Regions from separate parts of the Mus musculus genome. Here region 1 is linked to region 2. The links are chromatin contacts, found by Hi-C or POLR2A ChIA-PET in ENCODE. All regions are on one chromosome and are shown on one strand. The core of a region is the stretch at or near the end of the contact, and the rest is flanking DNA. Distances in the headings are between cores, read along the strand shown. Region 1 holds the start of Pcf11 (PCF11 cleavage and polyadenylation factor subunit). Region 2 holds the start of Fam181b (family with sequence similarity 181, member B).

What was found. A loop is a pair of places that touch in the nucleus more often than their neighbours do. ChIA-PET counts read pairs that join two places held with the same protein, here RNA polymerase II (POLR2A).
Region 1: a map of heart shows a loop between it and region 2 (4-fold over the local background). The contact joins the promoter of Pcf11 here to the promoter of Fam181b in region 2. A Hi-C loop is called at or near these places in 1 of 37 maps with a recorded cell type or tissue (heart). POLR2A ChIA-PET finds 5 or more read pairs at or near these places in 1 of 5 experiments (embryonic stem cell).

The regions. Positions count from the first base shown.
Region 1 is chr7:92,667,306-92,674,177 of GRCm38, forward strand. Pcf11 (PCF11 cleavage and polyadenylation factor subunit) reads right to left here and starts at 2,607. Exons shown (of 16, transcript NM_029078.3): 1 at 2,124-2,607. The coding sequence starts at 2,315.
Region 2 is chr7:93,077,563-93,084,355 of GRCm38, forward strand. Fam181b (family with sequence similarity 181, member B) reads left to right here and starts at 2,317. Exons shown (of 2, transcript NM_021427.2): 1 at 2,317-3,423; 2 at 3,425-4,160. The coding sequence starts at 2,459. The coding sequence ends at 3,713.

The DNA.
Region 1 (6,872 bases), core at 1,357-3,856, 410 kb before region 2:
AGTATTGCTGAGATGCTAAAGAGTAAGGACACAAACATATACTCCCAGAAGCATTAAACCAAGCCAGTTGCTACCAAGTAATGTCGAGCCCTCCCCTCACCCCGGCCCAGGTTACGAGTCTTTCCCCACAGGGGCTTTTACATCTGCCACTTAGTCTGGCTTTACAAAAATAACCAGGAAACATGTGCTCAAAAACTTTGAACTGACTTGAAAAAGTAGTCCACCTATTTTCACCACTTTGTGTAACAAAACACACAAATACATAATGCATAAAGTTTTCAGTTCTCCAAGGTCTTGTAGGTCCATTTTAAAACCAGCAAGAAGCTGTCTCCTTTGAATGCAATCTGAGCTGCTAAATATTAAGTGCTGTGAATACCAAAACCCAAAATATAGTATGAAAACTTTTGTTCTTATAAATCCAAGTGCTGTTCTTTTTTTAAAGGTATTTAATGTTAAGTCTTCAACAAGGAAAAAAAAGGTATATTTTCTCTGCCAACATGTATGTAGTTATCAACAAAAAGTTGGGTATGAGGAGCACTTCCTTCTTAAACCTCATACTACTTTTAAAAACCAGCTGCTTCACAGGCATTCGACAGGAAAAGGTGAAGACTTGTTTTAGCTGTCAAAAATGAACACGATAAATTTGCTGGGCCCTTAAAGAAAAAAAAAAAACCTTTTCCCCCTCTTTAAATTAAGATTTGAAAGGACCACGTGAAACCGTGTATCTTGTGAACTGATTTACCCAAAAGAGTGGATGGACCTAAAGAAGAATGAACCCAAGTCACTTAAAGACTTTTGTTTAAAACACACAACCACAAAAGTAAAAATTCTTGGAAACAGATTCTACACCTTACAAAGGTAAATAAAAAAGACAAATACATATTTTATATGTTTTATTCACAAATTTTATAATACCAGTCACACATTTCAAAACCATTTATTAGAGTCAGACCACTCAGTTGTACACTAGACAGAAACCGTCTCTAAACAACATATTGGTGGTTGTTGTTAAAGTGGCCTTTTAAAAGGGGTTCACTCTGCTAAAAGGAGGCTCATCCTGATAATTGCAATCACTAACAACTAGAGAAAAAAAACTAAACCTTAAGTACAAGCTTGAAAAGTAACTTAAAACGTATTAATTGGGAAACGGTTAAGACTCAATATAAACTAAGTTTAACAGTAACTTTACTTAAATAACATATCGCTCCCACATGAATCCACAGAAGAGCAAGACCAGAGGGAAAACAGAAGGTAGCAAAGGACCACTTCGCTCAAGGGGTGAAGAAAAGCAAGCCTTCACTATCAGGGAAGGGAGAAAACGAGAATAGGAAAAGGAGGGACTGAATTTTTCAAAGAAACTTCCAAGTATTTGTTACCCACTGGGCCAATTCTCCACCTACAGGTTGGATAAGACCTCCCCCACACACCCAAACCCCATCCTCAGCCCAATTTTCCTACCATTGGGGCAAAATCAGACCCTCCGAGAGGAGAATAAAAGTTTGATCCAACAGCCCCCACCCCAAAATGGGGCTGACGGGTGAGAGCAGCTGCCTGGCTGGCAGGGAATGGGTTCTCTCCTCTCTTCCCTTTCGCATCATGTGCTTTGCAGGCGCCATGTTGAGCTAACAGGCCGCTGCTCCACTCGGGGCCAATTCCCTATACCCAACCCACCGACAGCTCGCTCCCAGGTCCCCCTTCACCTCCTTCCAACCCACAGAGCACAATTCCCCAAAAAGGACACTGAGGGAAAGCCCCTCCCCACCTTCCCAAGGGCTTAAGATGGTTTGTTTTTTAACTCTTTCGCTCCCCAAACACCAACTGCCTCTAAGTATTTCCCCCATCCGAAAGGCTGTCCCCGATGCGTGGAGCGTGGGGACGTAGTCAGAGGTGGCCTAAATAGGGAGTTGGTAAGCGGAAATGGGGCTCCACCCTGCATCCTCCCCGCTCCCTCCCGAAAGAGGCCCACGCTCCCAGCCGGGGCCAAAGACCAAGCCCGAGTCGGGGGTGGGGGGTTGGAGAGGAGGAACTCCGTCCCCCTTCGGATGGAAGCGAGACCTGGGATGAGGCTGACACTAAAATCAAGGAGTATTAGAAGAATAGGAGGCTGCGGGGTGTATAAAAACCTTGGCGGTTTGGGCCTCGATGAGAGAGACGATCTCCTTGGCGAAGGGCAGGTTCTCCTCGGCTAGAATGGTCAGCATATTGATGTGCGGTTTGCTATTGAAGGTCAGGTCTTCCAGCGACGACTGATAATCCCGACAGGCGTCCTCCCGGGCCCCCGCAGCCCCGGCCTCCGCCGGCGTCTGCTCTGACATTGCGCCGCGGCCCCCCTCCGAGGTCCGCCGCCGCCGAAGCTGAAGCCGCTCGACACCCCGCCTCCCTTCCGACGCCTCGGCCTCGCTCCCCGGGTCTCCGGCGGCTGCGGCTTCACCACATGCTGACCACGGAGGGGGGATGGGGGACGACCCAGGGGGAACCTCGGGGAAGAAACGCCGCAGCCTCACGGGGAATCTCCGTCCGCTTCCAGCCGCCGCCGGGGCTTCTTTCTCCACAGACACAAAATGGCGGCGGCAGTGGCGGCTCCAGCTCCGAAAATGTCTGTGTTCCCAACCGCTGCGTCGTGCGAAATGAACTAGGGGAGGGGAAATGTGCGGTAAGGGGCGGGGCCGTTGGAAACACCAGGCGGGATTGGCTGGCCCGCGCGTGTCACAGGCCCCGCCCCCGGCCCTTCCGCAATACGTCCAAGCACCGCCTTCTTCCTCGGTCGAGTCTCGGCTTTCGCAACACCTCCGGCTCGGAGACGCGGTGCAAAGGACGGTCGGCTCTCATTGGCCAATTCGTAAGGGACTGTTCGGTCATTTGTTACCATAACAACCCATCCAGGGAAGCCAGTAGAGGACGGAGGCTCCAGAGGACCGGCCCAACCAGTTTATGAAAGCTGCACCAGGCCCCTTCCTATGCACTCCTCCAACCACTGGGCGACTCCATCAACCATCCTCCTCCCGCTTGCCTCCTGGGTGCGGGCGGGGGTTGGCATGAGCTGGAAGAGCGAAAGCCTCCAGTCAAGGCCAGTCGCCCCGTCTCAGGTGCTCCCGGGAGCCTGGGCGGGGCTCGCTGAGCCAGCTGTCCCTCAGGCATTAAGGCGGAGACGCCTGCCCTACCCGGAATCCAGACTGGAGTAACTCCTGCTAACTGCCACACTCATAAAAGCACCTAGACAGGCTTGCAGGAGTTGAGTCCCCAGGAAAATGCTTTTATTAGGAGGTGCTATGTGAGAAAAGCTTTCCCAGAGGAGCTGGAGATCTTTTGAAGAAGTCACATTTCTGGAAGGGTATTCACAATAACCTAATAGCACTCACCTCTTCAATCTGCTACATTTCCAAATGGCCTTAGAATAAATACAATATCTGAGCCATACTTGATGGCTCAGGCCTTGAACCTCAGCCCTCAGGAGGCAGAGGAAGGTGGATCTCTTGGAGTCGAGACCTGTCAAGTCTAAATGTCAAGTTCCAGTCCAGCCAGGGCTACTTAACGAGTCCCTATCTCAAAAAAACATAACACTTAATCCCAGCACTAAAGAGACAGAACGGAGATCACTGATTTCAAGGACAGCCTGATCTACAGAGTGAGTTCCAGGACAGCCAAGGCTACGTACAGAGACCTTGTTTAAAAAAAAAAAAATACATCTGAGATATATGGAAAAATACCTTAGATTTCTATAATCTGGTTTTTAAGATACACAAAACAAATAGTTTGTCAGAGCCTTAGTGAACTATGAAGCACAGTGGAGGGATAGTTCGCACACACACATACACACACAAACTGATGACACGTCCACTCCATGCTATGGTTAAAGGGAAGGCTTTTATTGTAGATATAAAGAAAGAACTGCCATGGCATCTGGAGAATCCAGAGCAGAGAAAAAGATAAACCGAACACGACCATCAGACCATGGCCATGGATGTCTTTGAGAGAAGGGAGAATAGCGGCGGATAGACGACAAAGATGGTAAGAGAAGGAAAAGCAGAGCAGAGGAAGAGAAAAAAAAAAAAAAACCAGCAAGAATAGCAGGGTTATAAAGAATGAGGAGCTGGCAGAATGGAAGCCTGTGGGCTGGAGGGAGGTTAGGGTACCTGAGGAGGAGAAAAGGGCTAGGATGCTAGCATGCACTTTGAAGACTGTAACAGGTATTTGTGGTACCAGGGAGCCTGAATGCCAGCATTTGTGTGCTTTGATATCCTGATAGGCACCAACGTAACCACATATGTCTTTTGGACAGAGGGGAATTGGTTTCACAAGTTCCTGAGGAGTGCTGACTTTTATATAACTGCCAGAAATCCTCCTACAATCCAGACTGAGCCCATTTCTGGATATTTAAACTGCCTTTTGGAGTTTGAGGAGTTGGGGTTTCCTTTGAATGTGAAAATTTGGGGATGGTTTGGTTTGGTTTGAGAAAGTGTCTCACTGTGTCCCTGGCTAACCTGGAACTCTCTGGGTAGAGTAAGCTAGCCTCAAACTCACAGCATTTTGCCTGCCTCTGCTGGGATTAAAGGCTTGTAACACAGTGCCCAGTACTACTTTTAGATTTTGTTTTTTAAAAAATAATTCCTCAGTTTGGTAGATATATTCATATTCTCTCTCTTGTCCTCATTCTCTTTCCCTCTCCCTCTCCCATGCCTCCCTCCTCCCTCCCTCCTCTCTATCTCTTCAATACTGGACATCAAATCCAGGGTGGCATACATCCGGGCAAGTATATTACTGCCAAGCTACATCTTTAATAAGTCCATATCATATCTTTTTTCAGTTTCCAAATCCGATTCTTTTTTTTAATTAGGTATTTTCCTCATTTACATTTCCAATGCTATCCCAAAAGTCCCCCATACCATCCCCCCCACTCCCCTACCCACCCACTCCCACTTCTTGGCCCTGGCATTCCCCTGTACTGAGGCATATACAGTTTGCACAACCAATGGACCTCTCTTTCCACTGATGGCCAACTAGGCCATCTTCTGATACATATGCAGCTAGAGACACAAGCTCTGGGGGTTACTGGTTAGTCCATATTGTTGTTCCACCTATAGGGTTGCAGATCCCTTTAGCTCCTTGGGTACTTTTTTTAAAAAATATTCTTAGGTTATCTCCTTTGTGTGCAAAAATCAAAAGTACAATTTAAGTTTCATGAGTTAACAAAAGACATATTAAAATATATTTGTGTGCTTATATTTGTAGTGTTGGTTTCTCAAATGGCTATTGTGGCTTATGCTGGGTTTTAGGTTTTGTTTCATTGTCTTTGTCAAATGAAAAAAAAATTTAACATGATTTGGTTACTGCTGTATGACAAAACTTTTCTTAGGAAGGCTCTCTCACACACCTACTCACTCCAGATAGGGAGCCCACAGCAGACCAAAGTACTGATACCACCACAACAACTTGGTAAACCAATGAGATTTATTGGGTTACTTACAGGAGCAGAAATGACTCTAAGACAGCTACATCACCAAAGCCCACTCCCGCATGGGTGACAGCTCACAAAACCTGGGAACTTGAAGCACACTTCCCAGCCTGCAGCAGTTCTGCAGGTTGGAGAGTGTCCTTTCCAGATGCCTCAGTTGGTCTAAACCTCTTCCAGGCAGCTGGGCTGGTTTCTGTTTCTTCCGGGCAGCTAGTATGGTTTTAGGGTCTTCTTTGCAGCTTGTCTCCTCTGAAAATCCGTTGCTTTTACTTACTCTGGCAGGGAAGGACTTAGTGAATCCGCTCAATTTCAGGGACTTCCTGAAGCTGTTTTAAGTTGCTTACCTTCCTGTTTAAAAAGCTTCCCTGCAATGGAATGTTTCACTATTGGAAGAAATCATTAGATAACAGTTACATAGACAATTTATCTATGTGTCTATGTATCTATTTTTCTGAAAATTAGGTGAATTAGTTTTAGGCTAGTGAGTTCTAAAATTCAGGGGCTGGTGAGATGACTCAGTGGTTAAAAGAACTGGCTACCCTTCCAAAGAGCCAGAATGCAATTTCCAACACCCACAAAACAGTATACACCAACAAGGCAGCACACAAGCTCTGGAGGATCTGATGTTCTCTCTGGCTTCTGAGGGCACCAAGGTGCCATGGTGTACATAAATACATGCAGAAAAAATACCCATACATATATTTTTAAAAGTGAGATTTGACCTTTCATTTGTTTCGAAGGTTGAAATTATTATGAGTCACGGTAAAGCATCTTAGTTGTCACCGTATTTTCTAGTAGGGAATGTTGAGAGGCTGGGTTCACTCACCCTCTTCGAGGACTAGCCTCTCAAGAGGAAATAGTCTAGGCCAAGGTAAGAATAAAGCCTGTTAGGTAAGTGAATTAAACAGATGCATGGATATGCATGGAGAATTCTTAACTCAAGACAATCAAAACACAGAATTAGGTCAAAATAATTTCACTTGGTCCCTGTAGCACAACTTCCTCACTAAACACTGATTTCTCTCAGATTGCTTTCCAGTGAATTAAAAGAAAAGGACAAAAAACAAAAAACAAAAAACAAAAAAACAAAAAGCGGCCAGGCATGGTGGCGCACGCCTTTAATCCCAGCACTTGGGAGGCAGAGGCAGGTGGATTTCTGAGTTCCAGGCCAGCCTGGTCTACAAAGTGAGTTCCAGGACGGCCAGGGCTATACAGAAAAACCCTGTCTCGAAAAACCAAAAAAAAAAAAAAAAAAAAAAAAAAAAAAAAGAAAAGGACAATTATCACCTTATAAAGTGTTAAAAAGATGGGATGAAATGATGTGTTTGAACCCACGACTCTGCTTTCAACAAGGCAAAACAGACTGGCCCATGGTTAGCATGCTACTAACCTTGCTTGGTTTTCAAGTTCTAACTCAAAA
Region 2 (6,793 bases), core at 1,067-3,566:
AGTATAATCCATAGTTTTTCATCTCTGCATCCCTGGTATATGCACATCCATTTTCCTGCCTAATGAATAAATGACTGGATGGGCATATATAGGCATATAAGGGTCAGTTTTATGAATCATGAGAAAGAAATATTTTTTTATACATATAGCTATCATGTTATATTTATTTTATAGGTCAGAGTCCACAGAAGAAGTTTTGTATTGTCCGATAATAAAGGCAAAATTGGACTCCAGTTTTCTCTGGCTATAATTTCAGCACTTTTACACTGTTCTTTCAAAGTTTGTCTAACCCATAAGCACAGCTGCTTTCTTGTAATTGAAAATAGGCACTTGGCTGGGGACAAAGGACAAATGATGCTGATATTGTAGTTTGCTATGTTGTAATAGAATGGGTTGGGCACAAGTCAAGAACAAGGAGTTCATTGGGCCACTATTTTATATCAGACAAGGTGAGATAGCCTTTGCTGTAGTAGGAGAAAAATAATTCTTGCCAGTAGCATTTGCCTACTGTGCAATATAAATAACCTTTTCAAAATCCACGAGAATAGTTATAACTATTCTCATTTCTCAGATTAGGAATGGACATGATACAGAAAATGAACTGACTGGCCCAAGGACTCTTCCAACTTCCAAAGCAAATATTAATCAGGAAATTAACTTTGATGTGTTAGAAGCCCAACTATCTAGAAGTGAAAAGGGATTTTTATAGATTAATATTTATAGTTTATTTATTTTAAATATGATTGTTAGAATTTCAAGTGTAGAAATCTTGCACAGTTGCCCTCTGGCCATTTCTCATTAAACTCTTGGCATCTCTACTGGACTCTGTGTGACTAAATGATACTGGACATCTTTGAATCTGAATGAAAGGTACATGACAATTGAGCCAATGTGAGTTAAAACAATTTTGACTCAGCTTTATGTGTTTAAGTACCTATTCCCATCACTTAAATAAAACCTGTCTTCTTTGGTAGGAATGCATGCTCCAATGTGGTTCTGTTATAGCTGCAGGAAAATGGGTCTTGAAGAGAAGACTGTTAGAAGACATGGTCGGTACCTCTTCAGTGACCTGCACCATGATAACTAAGAGAACTTTGTTGTGTGCACGAGGCTTTTCTATTGTGGCGTCAGTTAATCCTCATGAATACTGTGATGGAGAAGACATATCAAGGAGTGCAGCCATCTCCACGGGTCTCTTCTTTCATAGCAAATGCTCTATGTGCCCAGTGAGGTGGGCAGCCTCACTTGTGTTGTGATGTAAAAAAGCTAACCAAAGCAGAGCATGGTGAGATGGTCTATCCAAAGCCATGTACCCAACAGAGCAAGGATTTCAGTCCCAGGCTGTTTACTGGATAGGCTTAAACTAAACCAAGACCAAGTCTTTTCTCAGTGACCTTTCACGATGGACCGCGTTGTTCATTTTCTCCACCCCAAGAAGAATGAATGTCTGGTTGAAAGTGTCCTAGGAAACGTGCAGGTGATCACTCGACTACAGCAGCACTGCGTGGGGGGCAATCTACGTGGCTTCAGAAGTAGAAAACCTAAGAGGCCAGAGCTGTCTATACACCCGGGACTCTCTCCCATCAAGAAGTGGCTCAGGGAGACTGACTTTTTTCTTATTTGACCTTTGGGCCAAGGGCTGGCTTTGACTTAACTTTAAGCTAGTAGTAACTTCTACCAATCCAGCAGTAGAAGCAAGAACATCAGACTTGAGGGTCCTGGGAAAACTGATCAGAATCTTAGGATCAGAAGTAGAGTTTGAAGATTCAAAGAGACAGGGCCAAGAGAATACAGATTAATCAGTTTGGGAATGGCTTTCTTTTCTGACTGTACTAGATGTGGCTATGGCCAATTCTCCGAACTTCTCAGAAGTCTAGTTTCTTTTGCTGAATGGTAACAAAACATGTAGTTCATGAGGCTGTTGGACAGGATTAAATGGCATAAAGTCATTAAATGGGCAATGACCAGTACAGAGCGATTCCAGGAGCTGGTAGATGGTGGACCTCACTGCTTCCAAAACTGGAATCGAAACCCAGATTTGTGAACTCGCTTAGGGACAGTGTCCAGGGCCAGGGTGTGGTTTTACAGAAGCCTAGCTGGGGTTGGAACACAGGCTTTCTCCTCACCCCTGGCGATTGAGGCCAGTCAAAACAAATGCCCCGGGGCACAGGGAAAGGAAAGGGTTAAGGTCTGAGAAAGCTCGGAAAACAAGAAAAGCCCAAGTTTCCCGCCCCCTTTATACCCACTACCAAAGCCTGGCTACGTAAGCCCCTCCTCTCCGCTACCGGGGCGGTCGCCCTGCACTCCCTCCCTCCGCCTCTGGCTTACAAGATCTAATGAGCTCCCCCGGGAGGCTGAGCCGTGAGCCTGGGTCGGAGCGAGCAGACAGCGCCTCGCCTGGGCTGGAGCGGGCCGGGTGCGCACGGGCCGCGCTGCGGACGGCCGGGGAGCCGCAGCGATGGCGGTGCAGGCTGCGCTGCTCAGCTCGCACCCCTTCATACCCTTCGGTTTCGGAGGCTCCGCGGACGGGCTGGTGAGCGCCTTCGGAAGTCTGGACAAAGGCTGCTGTTTCGAAGACGATGAGAGCGGGGCGACCGCGGGAGCGCTGCTATCGGGGTCCGAGGGCGGGGACGTGCGCGAGGCCACCCGCGACCTGCTCAGCTTCATAGACTCGGCGTCCAGCAACATCAAGCTGGCGCTGGACAAGCCAGGCAAGTCTAAGCGGAAAGTGAACCACCGCAAGTACTTGCAGAAGCAGATTAAGCGCTGCAGTGGCCTCATGGGGACTGCACCTCCGAGACCCGCGTCCCCGAGCGCTGCAGATGCTCCAGCCAAACGGCCTCCGGGAGCCCCGACCGTCGCGACCCCAGCGCACTGTAAGGCCGCCCCGCGGAGGGAGGCGACCCAGGCTGCAGCTGCCGCCAGCCTGCAGAGCCGGAGCCTGGCTGCTCTTTTCGACTCTCTGCGCCACATCCCCGGGGGTGCAGAGACGGCTGGCGGTGCGGAGGCGGTGTCAGTCCCGGGCCTCGGAGCAGCAAGCGCTGTGGGAGACGGGGCGGGCACCGCGGTGAGCTCAGTGGCTCCCGGCACCAGGAAGGTCCCGCTGCGTGCCCGAAACCTGCCCCCGTCCTTCTTCACTGAACCATCCCGGGTGGGCTGCGGCGGCGCCAGCGGCGTCCCATCGGGCCAGGGCGTGAGTCTGGGTGACCTGGAGAAAGGGGCGGAGGCCGTTGAGTTCTTTGAGTTGCTGGCGCCAGACTTCGGCAGTGGCAACGATTCGGGTGTCTTGATGGCCGCGGACCCTCTCGATCCGTTCCCCGCCGGAGCCACGGTCCTACGGGGACCCCTGGAGCTGGAGTCAGGCCCCTTTGAGCAGCCGGCGATGGTGGGGAACCTACTATACCCCGAGCCCTGGAACACCCCCGAGCTGTCCTCAGACCAAGAAGCCTCCTGTGGCTGGCGTTCGCGGCGGCGTGACCTTGAACGAGCCTGTGCGCCTCCTGTACCCCACAGCCTTGGACTCTCCAGGTGGGGAGGACGCGCCAGCCTTGTCTTCTTTCACCCCCTTCTTCCCAGATTGTGCGTTGCCGCCGCCCCATCAGGTGTCCTATGATTACAGCGCGGGCTACAGCCGCGCGGTTTACCCCAGCCTCTGGAGACCAGATGGGGTCTGGGAAGGGGCTTCTGGGGAGGAAGGAGGGCATCCAGACTGACTGCGAGGAACTCGTTCCTTTCATTATGACTACTGTGGGCTGCGTGCCACTTTGGGTTTCTTCTGAGAGGAGAGAACGATGGGAGAACGCAAGTAAAGACGAAATGGGATTAAAACAAACAAACAAACAAACAAACAAACAAACAAACCCTCAATCCATTTAATAAAGGATCTTCAGGAAAACAGACGAAGTGAGGATTGTTTTAATCACAGCCTCAGATTTTCTTTTCTTTTCTAAGTGAGTCATAGATTCCTACTTGGACAGACCAATTAAAAAACCCAGAGACAGGATTTGGGTGGGATGATCAAGGGTCAAGAGTAAGACAGCTTTTACTGTCTCATCTCAGTTCAGCCAAGGTCAGTGTGTTTAATGTCATTATCCCCTTCAAACAGCTCCCTGGTGTCCTCCCCTGACTACATTATGAATTAAAGCCTATATTGAAAGAAATGGAACAGAGGTATGTGGTCATTGAGTTGAGTGTTTTCTTAGTGTTTTCCCAATTTCTCAACTTTGCTAGGTGGACGCTGCGGGCGGGGCTTGGGTGCTGGCAAGGTCATGTCCCAGGCCTCCCTTCTTTCCCCCTTTGCCTTCCTTGGTTTTTGTTTTTGGCGCGCGGGGGTGGGGGTTGGGGGGATGGGGTGGGGTGGGGAAGCTGAAGGTGCCATTACAGTTATTTTTCCACGATGGAGGATATTAAGCCCAAGACTTTAAACACACTAAAACCAGTTCTGAGTGTGACTCTGTTCTTCTCTTCTTAAGATTTCCCTTCCCCTACCAATCTCTGCCTTTCCCATCTCTTTCTGCTGTTACCCTTGAATAGCTTACTCCATGGCTCTAGCCTCTCATCTCTGCTCTCTGCCTTCTTCCAAATCTCTGAGTTAGGAGGAAAACCTGGCAAGTCTAGAGTCCCATTTCTGTCTTCCCCCTTTCCTCTTTCCCAGCCATTTTTTGAGAGAGAGTTAGAAGACAGATGATAACCTCTTGATTTTAAGTTTTCTTATTATAACAGGATGACAGCGTTTCTCCACTTCTCACTGTTGTAGCTGTTTGGGAGACTCAGAAGTAAAATACACAAAATGTCTTGAAACTGTTGCACTGCTTGGACCTGCAGGTGTATTATGTCTCTTTATAAGCAGATAAATGGTTTTGGAGTGAAAACTGTAGAACATGTTATTCTCATTTTGTTTGTTTGTTTCTTTTTTGTTTGGGGCGTTATGATAGCTGTACAACTTTATCATCTTCTTTCAGCCACACCCCTGTATCCCAAACTCTTACTCCCCAGCCCCTACATCCCTGATCTTCCTCACTCCTGTACCTCACTGTGATAGGGATCTGTGGAGGGTATAATGTCTCCAATGGAGATTTTCCATTCTTTTCATAACCTGGATGGAAGTCTTGGAGGATGAAAGTCAGAGAAAAAGTTTAACCAGTAGTGAATGTGGCTGAGAAGATTCACAGCACCATCAGGATGATTGAGGGTCAGAGTTGAGAAAAGTCCTGGTGGGAAGTGAGCAGCTGGAGCCAAGAAAGGAGGCTGTTGGGTACCCACAGGTGCAAAAGCTCTTCGAGGCCAAAACTCAGAAAAGGAGTTGGGAATGTCTGTAGACTTGATTGCTGCTTCTCTGTAAGGCAGCCAAAACAGACTGTCTGAATATTTACGAGGAGAAAGAAAAAAAAATTAGTGTGGCTGCAAGGGATGAAAAAGGCAGGGCCATAGTCTGTGAAAATCAAAACTGCTGTAGATTTTGGGAAAGAATTTAAAAAGAAAAGAAAAGAAACTCGTGTGCAGCAATGGCAGGCATAGCTTCAAATGCTATTATTATAAGATCACTTTCTTTCGAGTGAAGCTGGAGTAGCAACTATGAAAAGAATTTTTCAACTTTAGAAACCTGGCAGCCAGTTGAATTTCTTCACAGTAGTAAAAGGTGATTAATTTCATTGTGCTAATGGCACCTTACCCAACAGCCACTTAATTTATGTTGGTTTATTGTGACAATAATCTAGGGTAGAATTTCACAGTCAGACATTAACACTGTGACTGCCCATAGGGTTTACTGTCAATGTGGTGTTTCTTAATTTTCTCCTTCCTTCTTACCCAGTTTAGTAAAAAGATGTCTTTGGCCAGTGCCTTGTTTGTTATGTCTTCTGTTCATGAGAAGAATACCAACACATGTTTCTATGTGCCAGGCGCTGAGCAAAGCATCCGTTTACTGATCTTCCTGGGGGTGGGGGCAGTTGCCAGTTGCTCCTTTGAAAGCTGAGGTTCAGGCAGGCAAAACAACCCCAACTTACTGAAAGCAAGTGTGGAGTCCAAATCTAACGGTACTGGGACATCAAGACCTGCCTGTCATTTGTGAGATTTGGCTAACATTTGCATTCATGGGTTCCCAGCCTTTACACAATGCCAGGAGCAGAGGTTCCTGCCTCTGAGTGCTGTTGAAATTTTGGGTACCACAGCTCTTTACTTTGTAGACTGTCCTGGGCATGGTTGAAGGTTCAGCAGCATGCCTGGACTTGTCTATTAGATGCCAATGGTACTCTGCTGGTTGTGATAATAAAGTCTATTGTAATTGTCACATGTGCTCTAAGAGATGAAATTACCACTAGCTGAAAATTACGTTAGACAAATACAAACTCAGTGCCTGTGGGGTGTCCAGCATTTTCACTTGAACTTTATTTATTTATTGTCTTATAGTACATATATCATATTTAATTTTGATAGAGGTCTGAATTTAGGTGTTGTTATTTTTCCTTATTATTATTGTTAAATAATGAAAAAAATACCCAGTTAGCTTAGCTATACCGTATTATTGTTTATTTACCATCCATGGTCCAGTTACTGTATTGAATTGTGGTTTTCCCATTGGGAAACTGGAGAACAATCTGTCATAGAGGATTATTGTAAGAATTTGTCATGTTTATAATAGCCCACCAACCAGAAGGGAACAGTATTTGGTAGTCTACGCTTCAAATTATGTTAAACCATCTTGTTATGCAGGCTTCTGTGTACTGGATGGTGGCATAGCATACCCACCCCCCATTTCCCCATTTCTTACTCCTCTTTTTCCCGTGTTCCCCTC